Linked DNA regions of Mus musculus: region 2 is linked to region 1. A link is a loop called in an ENCODE intact Hi-C map of the cell type or tissue named here. Cell type or tissue: left cerebral cortex. All regions are shown on one strand. Each heading gives the region's core, and the rest is flanking DNA. Links, peaks and the distances in the headings are about the cores only.

The links. A loop is a pair of places that touch in the nucleus more often than their neighbours do. Peaks named below come from ENCODE experiments on the same cell type or tissue, not always from the same donor. Only the 100,000 strongest peaks of a DNase experiment are listed, where the experiment ranks them.
Region 2: a loop joins it to region 1, with 10 times the contacts of the local background. A loop is called at or near these places in 3 of 42 quality-filtered maps.

What each region holds. Positions count from the first base shown.
Region 1 is chr7:38,166,342-38,169,704 of GRCm38, reverse strand. No RefSeq gene overlaps it. Among named protein-coding and RNA genes, the nearest start is that of D530033B14Rik, 16 kb to the left of the region's middle. In left cerebral cortex, for the core only: a CTCF peak has its summit at 1,869 (motif pointing right); a DNase peak (open chromatin) is centred at 1,719.
Region 2 is chr7:38,086,405-38,089,767 of GRCm38, reverse strand. All of the region lies in intron 3 of Gm30771 (a long non-coding RNA gene), which reads right to left. Among named protein-coding and RNA genes, the nearest start is that of Ccne1, 19 kb to the left of the region's middle. In left cerebral cortex, for the core only: no CTCF peak of the experiment used is centred there; DNase peaks (open chromatin) are centred at 1,209 and 1,758; H3K27ac peaks cover 533 bases.

The DNA of each region.
Region 1 (3,363 bases), core at 530-3,029:
TGGAGTGTCTGAAGACAGCCACAGTGTACTTACATTAAATAAATAAATAAATAAATAAATAAACAAACAAACAAATAAATATTTTCAAAAAGAATATTGTCTATCTGGTGTTTTCCATCCATGGTGACTAAGATGGGGCAGGAGTGTCTGAAGACAGCCACAGTGTACTTACATATAATAAATAAATATTTTAAAAAAGAATATTAAGTCTATCTGGTGTTTTCCATTCATGGTGACTAAGATGGGCAGGTGAAAGGGCATAGCTGGGGCAGTCGTTGGCAGCTTGGCAGAGCTCTTGAGAAAGAGCAAGCACATTTTAAAAATTACATGCTACAGTAACAAGTTTTTTGGTGGGTGTGGGTGACCTCTATATAGCTTTCTTTTTTTGACTATCCTGAAATTCACTATGTAAATCAGTCTGGCCATAAACTCATAGAGATCCTCCTGCCTCTGCCTCCGGAATGCTGGGATTAAAGGCATGTGCCACACTTCCTGGCTAGCAACAAGTACTGTTAACTGCTAAGAAATCTCTCCAGTCTCAAGAATATAAATCTAAAATTTGTTTTCTCTAAGATATTTGGAAGGGCCAGGCAGTGGTAGCACATGCCTTTACTCCCAGCATTCAGGAGGCAGAGGCAGGTGGATCTCTGTGGGTTTGAGGACATCCTGGTCTACAGAGTGAGTTCCAGGACAGTCAGGGCTACACAGAGAAACCCTGTCTCAAAAACAAACAAACAAACAAACAAAACTATATATATGGCTGGGGGGTTGTTGTCTTTATTTTATTTTATTTTATTTTTATGGAGCTAGAGAGGCAGCTCAGCAATTGAGAACACATATTGTTCTTACAAAGGACCGGGATCTGGTTCCCTAAGCGTTCATGTAATGGCTCACAACTACCTGTAACTCCAGTTCCAGGACATCTTATATACTCTTCTAGCCTCGTTGCGGTCCTGTACACTCATATTGTACATCAGCAAACACATGTAAAAATAACAAATAGATAAAAATTAATCTCTAGGGTGGTAAAACACCCCATCAATTTGCACAACATTTATCCACACAGAGGCCTGACTGCACTTCTGAGGTTTTTGTATCCTCAGGAGTCTGAGCATACTGGAGGACTTCCTGCCATTTTCTGAACAGGTGGGCAGGGCGAGAAGTTGTTCGGCCATCCTAGAGTGGTTTGCAATGTCTCAGACAGGAGTATACATCTTCTCTCCTCTTCTCTAGAGTCTGGAACTAAATTCACACCTTTTTTTTTTCCTTCCCATCACTTAAAATAATATTCTTGCCCTTAATACTTCCTTTGAAAAACTACCCAAAATGATGCTGCCTTCACACGCATACAAATTACCCAAAGTGTAGGCCAGGGCTCACACTGGAGTGTGCCAAAGCCTTTAAGCCATGTAAACGCAGAGTTTCTGAGCTCCAACGATGGCAAAGGTGTCTTTATTTTGGGAAATGATTAAGGCAGCGTTTGCCATCCTACACAGATGCACTGAAGTAGATTGTAGGGCAAACTATAAAGAGAGCAGATGCTCTCTGGATCTGCTTCCAAGCCAGGTGGGATGACGGGATCCAGATGGGACGTGTGTATCCCTCACACACTAGGAGACAACTTCTCCATTAGACCTTGTCTAGCCGCCTCCTGCTGTGAAAACGTGGGCGATTTCATTTGGGACCACATGCAAAGCTCTGTGCCTTCTCTATTTTAGACGTCAGGGTGACGCAGGTTTAGTTTCCAGAGACTCAAAAGAAGCGGAAGTTTTCTTGGAGATCAAGCAATGAAAGGGGAGCCATCGTTTTTTTATTGAGATTGAATTCCAGGCTTCACTCAGAACAAGGGGTTATGAGTCAAACGCAACACTAGGGGGCGCAATAGATCAGGAAATGCATGAATCACTGCTACAGCACAGGACACAAGATTCTGTCTGGTTTTTTTTCCACATTGGGGGAAAAAAAAAAAAAACAGCAAATGACTCGTGCTTTCCCAAATTTTGTGTGCTGAAACTATTCTAGATATCTCAAATTTGAAATTTTCACATAATCGTGATCATACGGGATGCCTAGACTGTCTTAGGGCAATAGAGTTGTGTCGTTTTCTTTGTGTTGTTCTTTCAGTCAGCCTGGCCACCCCAGTCATCTACGTCTCCAGTGCAGGTGGAGTTGGGAGACAATCTCTGGAGATAAGCAGGGTTATCAGGCTGCTCACTGCTGTGGGTAGCAAGGGCCCCAGCTGCAGGCTTCTGAGCCTCGCGGAATTTCCTGCATGCTCCCCACTCCCAGGACATACTTGCCGCCTGTCTGTCTGTGTGCTCAGCCATGCCACGCCATGCCGCAGCATTGAGGAAAACACGGGGCCAAAGCAAGCGCGTTCCCCTGGCAAAGTGCGGCAGGGCTCAGTGAGCTGACTTTGCACAAAAACGTCCACAGCCAGCTGCGACCTGGTGACAGACAAATGGTATTTATCTTTCCAAGCCCTGAGATCCCCAGGGCTGTTCTGCTGCAAGCCCTCAAGATAGAAGCCACACAAAACCCTACTGCAGATGGCCTTCTAATCATCCTCGGCGTTCAACAACCCTATCTACACTGGCGGTGGGTGTGGCTTGGCTGTCCAGGCTTCGCTGTGGTCCGTAGGGTGCTGCTTTTGAGAGGAGGGAAAGCACTTGGGAGACGTAAAGTCTTCTTTAAGCCACATTTACTAGTTATCTGGTGAGGTCTCCCGTTCCAGATATGATCCCTGGGGGCTGGAGAGATGGCTTGACCTCTTGCAGAGGACGTGGCTTTGGTTCCTGGCACCCACACGGTGGCTCACGACACTCCATAACTCCAGTTCCAGGAGATCATGATGCCTTCTTCTGACCTCTGTTGGGTACCAGGCACATGATACAGACATACATTCAGCCAAAACACTCAGACACATAAAATAAAATAGACCACTTAGGAAAAAACTTAAAGATACGATTACGGCCAAATGGTGATGATGGTGAACATCTTTAATCCTTGCACTTGAGACAGAAGCAGGCAGACCTCTAAATTTGAGGCCAATCTGGCCTACAGAGGGAGTTCCAGGACAGCCAGGGGTACACAAAGAAACATTGTGTCAAAAAAAATTATATATATGAGCAGACTCAGCATCATGGGCCAATGGTGACAAGCAAAAGCACTCGGGTAGGGTGAAAGAGCGCTCTAATCACTGTATACAACCTACACAAGTCAGGGTGGTGGCTGGCCTTCAGTGAGAAACGTCTGGGGTGATTGGTGTGTATCAGCCAGCTTTGCGAGATTGCAATGAAGTGTCTGAGGCAAGTAACATGACAGAGATGAAAGGTTTACTCAGCTCAGGGTTTGGAGAGGCTA
Region 2 (3,363 bases), core at 549-3,048, 80 kb after region 1:
CCTGCCTCTGCCTCCCAAGTGCTGGGATTAAAGGAGTGTGCCACCACGCCCGGCTTATATTTCTTTTATGCTCCTATCAATGGTACTTCAGTCATCTACTGTGAACGTACCCACTTGATGCTAGTAATTTGTCTTTTTGTTTTGATTAGGAAAAAAAACTCTGTCTGCCCAGCTAGTCAGCACCAGAGACTGTGAGGCCGTGGAAGCTCTTATCTATACATTCACTCTGCCATGATTGTGCCGGAGGAGTGAAGGCAGCAGTCTTGCCTGACCTTAACCTCCTCCTCACCTTCCTCCATCTTGCTCCTCTTTAATCCCATGTGGAGGGAGGCTCTCGGACTTTGGGATCTAACCTGGCCTCCCAGAGCAACTGCAGAGTCTCTCTCTCTCTCTCTCTCTCTCTCTCTCTCTCTCTCCCTCTCCCTCTGTGTGTGTGTGTGTGTGTGTGTCTGAAAATATCATTCAGGACTGAAGATCTTTGTGTGTCTCTAATACTATTCCTCATTAAAAGACTTTATGTAGACCAGGCTGTCCTTGAACTCACAGCAATCTGCTTGACTCTGCTTCCTGGGAGCTAGAATTAAAGGCATGGATCACCACACTCAGCAAGGGCTCCTTATTAAAGAAGAGGGAAAGGTAAGCAAGAGGGAGGGGAGGACAAGGGGGACAGAAGAGGATAGTGATGGGAGGTAACGGGGGTGGGGGGAGTCAAAAGGAAGGAGAGTGGGAGGGGGGAAGGAGGAAAGAGACCACGCCTTGGTCCTTGCTGTTATTATACTGAATTTAGTTGGCTACCTATCATTGCCCTCTCACCCCAGGCTCATGGAAGACTTTCTAAACTTGCCTGTGATTCTCTCTTTTCCTGCTGAGCGGAGCCCCAGGAGGATGTGGCTGGCCATCCAGGGCAGGGGAGAGGCCTCAAGGAAGCATCTATCCAGTGTCTAGTAACAAGTGACTGTTCTTAAGTGAATATAAACTTCATCAGCATAGGGTGGGGATGGGGTTGGGGTACAAGTGCCAGGCAGTAGGCAGCCATCAAATTAGGGCCCTGCTGAGTCTGATGACATAGCTTGTAGTCCCAGGTCCTCAGGAGGCTATGGCAGGAAGATTCAAAGTTCAGGGACAGCCCCGGTAGCTTGAGTCTCAAAATAGAAAGTGAAAAGAGGGAGGTGATTCTAACTCGTAGACTGCACTTGCCTAGTATGTAGGAGGTCCTTGGTTCAATTCCTTGTAACACATACACACACACACACACACACACACACACACACACACACACACACACACACAATGGGAGAGAGGGACAGAAGAAGGGGGGAAGCAAGACCCATAGGGGTCCGATGAGTCCAAGTCCTCAGCAGCAAATTCATGGGCATAGTTGGGAAGGATCATGATGCTATTGTGGGCTTCAGAATTGTTCCCACTCCATCTCTGCTATTGCCACCCTGTTCCCTCCACTGGACTGGTGATCCCAGCCTTCTGAGCCTTTGCTGAAAGGACTGTGGCTGCGGTAGGCTGGGCTGGTGGAAGGTCCCACGTGCACAGCTGCTGGACCCTGGCATGTGCTGATGCTATTAAAAACAAAATACCAGCACTGCCATCCCAGCTCCTGGAGAAAGTCTCTGCATGACAGCCTGCGAAGTAAGCTTGTATTTGAATTTCATCTGCAACCCTGTTGCCTCCAGACAAACTCAAACCTGCACAGATGGCCCCTCGCACCAAAAAGTAAAAATAACAAAAAGCTGGCGATTCCGAGCCTCCCTTTTTCTCTGGGCAGATGTGCAGCAGCACATTTTGGGAGGCGCACCGTCTGTATCCCCACGCTGCATCCTCTCCCCTCCTGTGTGTTCACACTTCCCACCCTCTGGCTTGCTGGTGGGTAGCAGCTGTGGGTAGCCCTTTGGATGGGCTTGTACAAGTGCCTAGAGTGTCTGAGCCTTTGTGTGGAAATTGGGATCTAGAGGGGGAAAGTTAAGAGTTGAAAACACCTCATCTGTTCTCTACTACCCAAGGTTGGTCATGGTATCTATGAGAGGGCTCAAGGGAGAGCAGAATGGGTAAGTGGGTCAGGAGACCAACAGAAGTGGAGAAGGAAGGGCCATGTGCACTAGTGCACAAGAGCAGGAGGCTAACACCAAGTCCCAGCTAGCCTTGGGAGACCAGTGGATCGTTCACTTTTCCTTAGCTGAGGACAGAGATTCTAAGCCCTAGGGTTATAGTTAAGAGCTGGAGAAAAGCCCAGAGAGCATCTCTCAAGGTCACCATGGGTCAAGAGATGGCCAAAAGTCAGAGCAGGCAAAAGCCCTACACACCATGGGAGACTCAAGTCTGGTGGGCCACGTGACCTGAAGCCCCACATTTCATTCAGAAGTGGTAGCTAAGGTTTTGGGTCCCCTAAAAAGTCAGAGGAGATTAAATTAGAGTAACAACGGTCAGAAGAAGTAAGAAGTTTATGAATCCAGAGACATAGCCAAGCCACAATGCTATCTAGTTTCAGGAAGGGCTCCATCTGGGTGTTCAGAGGCGTCCATCTTGCCCAGCTTGGCTTGGTTCTGTGCTGACTTCATTCTCCACTTGCTATTTTCCAGTATCTTTTAGGCTGACATTCCTGCCGGCCAGAACTTCCCTCTCAGAGTATCAAGCTGAATGAATGGTCCTTAATCACAGTGGTCAAGGAATGTGGAGCTAGGGCAGGACAGGCATGTGGCATGAATCAGTCCCTGGGGCAGAACTCATCATCGGAACTACCTGACACCACAGAAGCAGGGGGTGGGGGTGGGGGTGGGGGTTGAGGTGGGGGGTGGGGGTTGAAGGGAGGGAGGGGGCGGCTGTCAGTGGTCTGGCAAAAGCAGCAGATACAGAAATAGCACAGAACCTGGTTAAGGCCTGAACAACAACAGAGGTGAGCTGCTGAACAGCGGCATCCTGCATTTCACAGCAGGACTCTAGCTGTAACTGGGAAGCCATGGTCACCCACTCCCCAGAAGTTGCTAGCTCCATTACGCAGTTTCAGTGACTGGCTTGGAGAAGCAGGCCTACCCCCATAGCCTCGGGGTTGGGCACAACTCAGCAGGGTTCTGTTAATTCTTCCTTTCCGCTGTGTCCTAGGGCTCCCAGTGTTTTGGCTTCCATATACCTTTTCCTCAACTTCACTCAGAGTAAAGAGGCAGTCCGAAGGAGGGTCTTCCCTAGCCAAAACTCCAAATTCTCTACAGAAAGCCTTTGTGCACCACGGAGCAAACCACACGGAGTGAGCCCAAAACCCCATGGCTGTTCTGGGAAGCACGGGCACAACACACGTGGTTGAATGTGCAAGGGCACTAGTTAGAGGGCATGGGGAGATTAAAAACAAAAGCATCATCT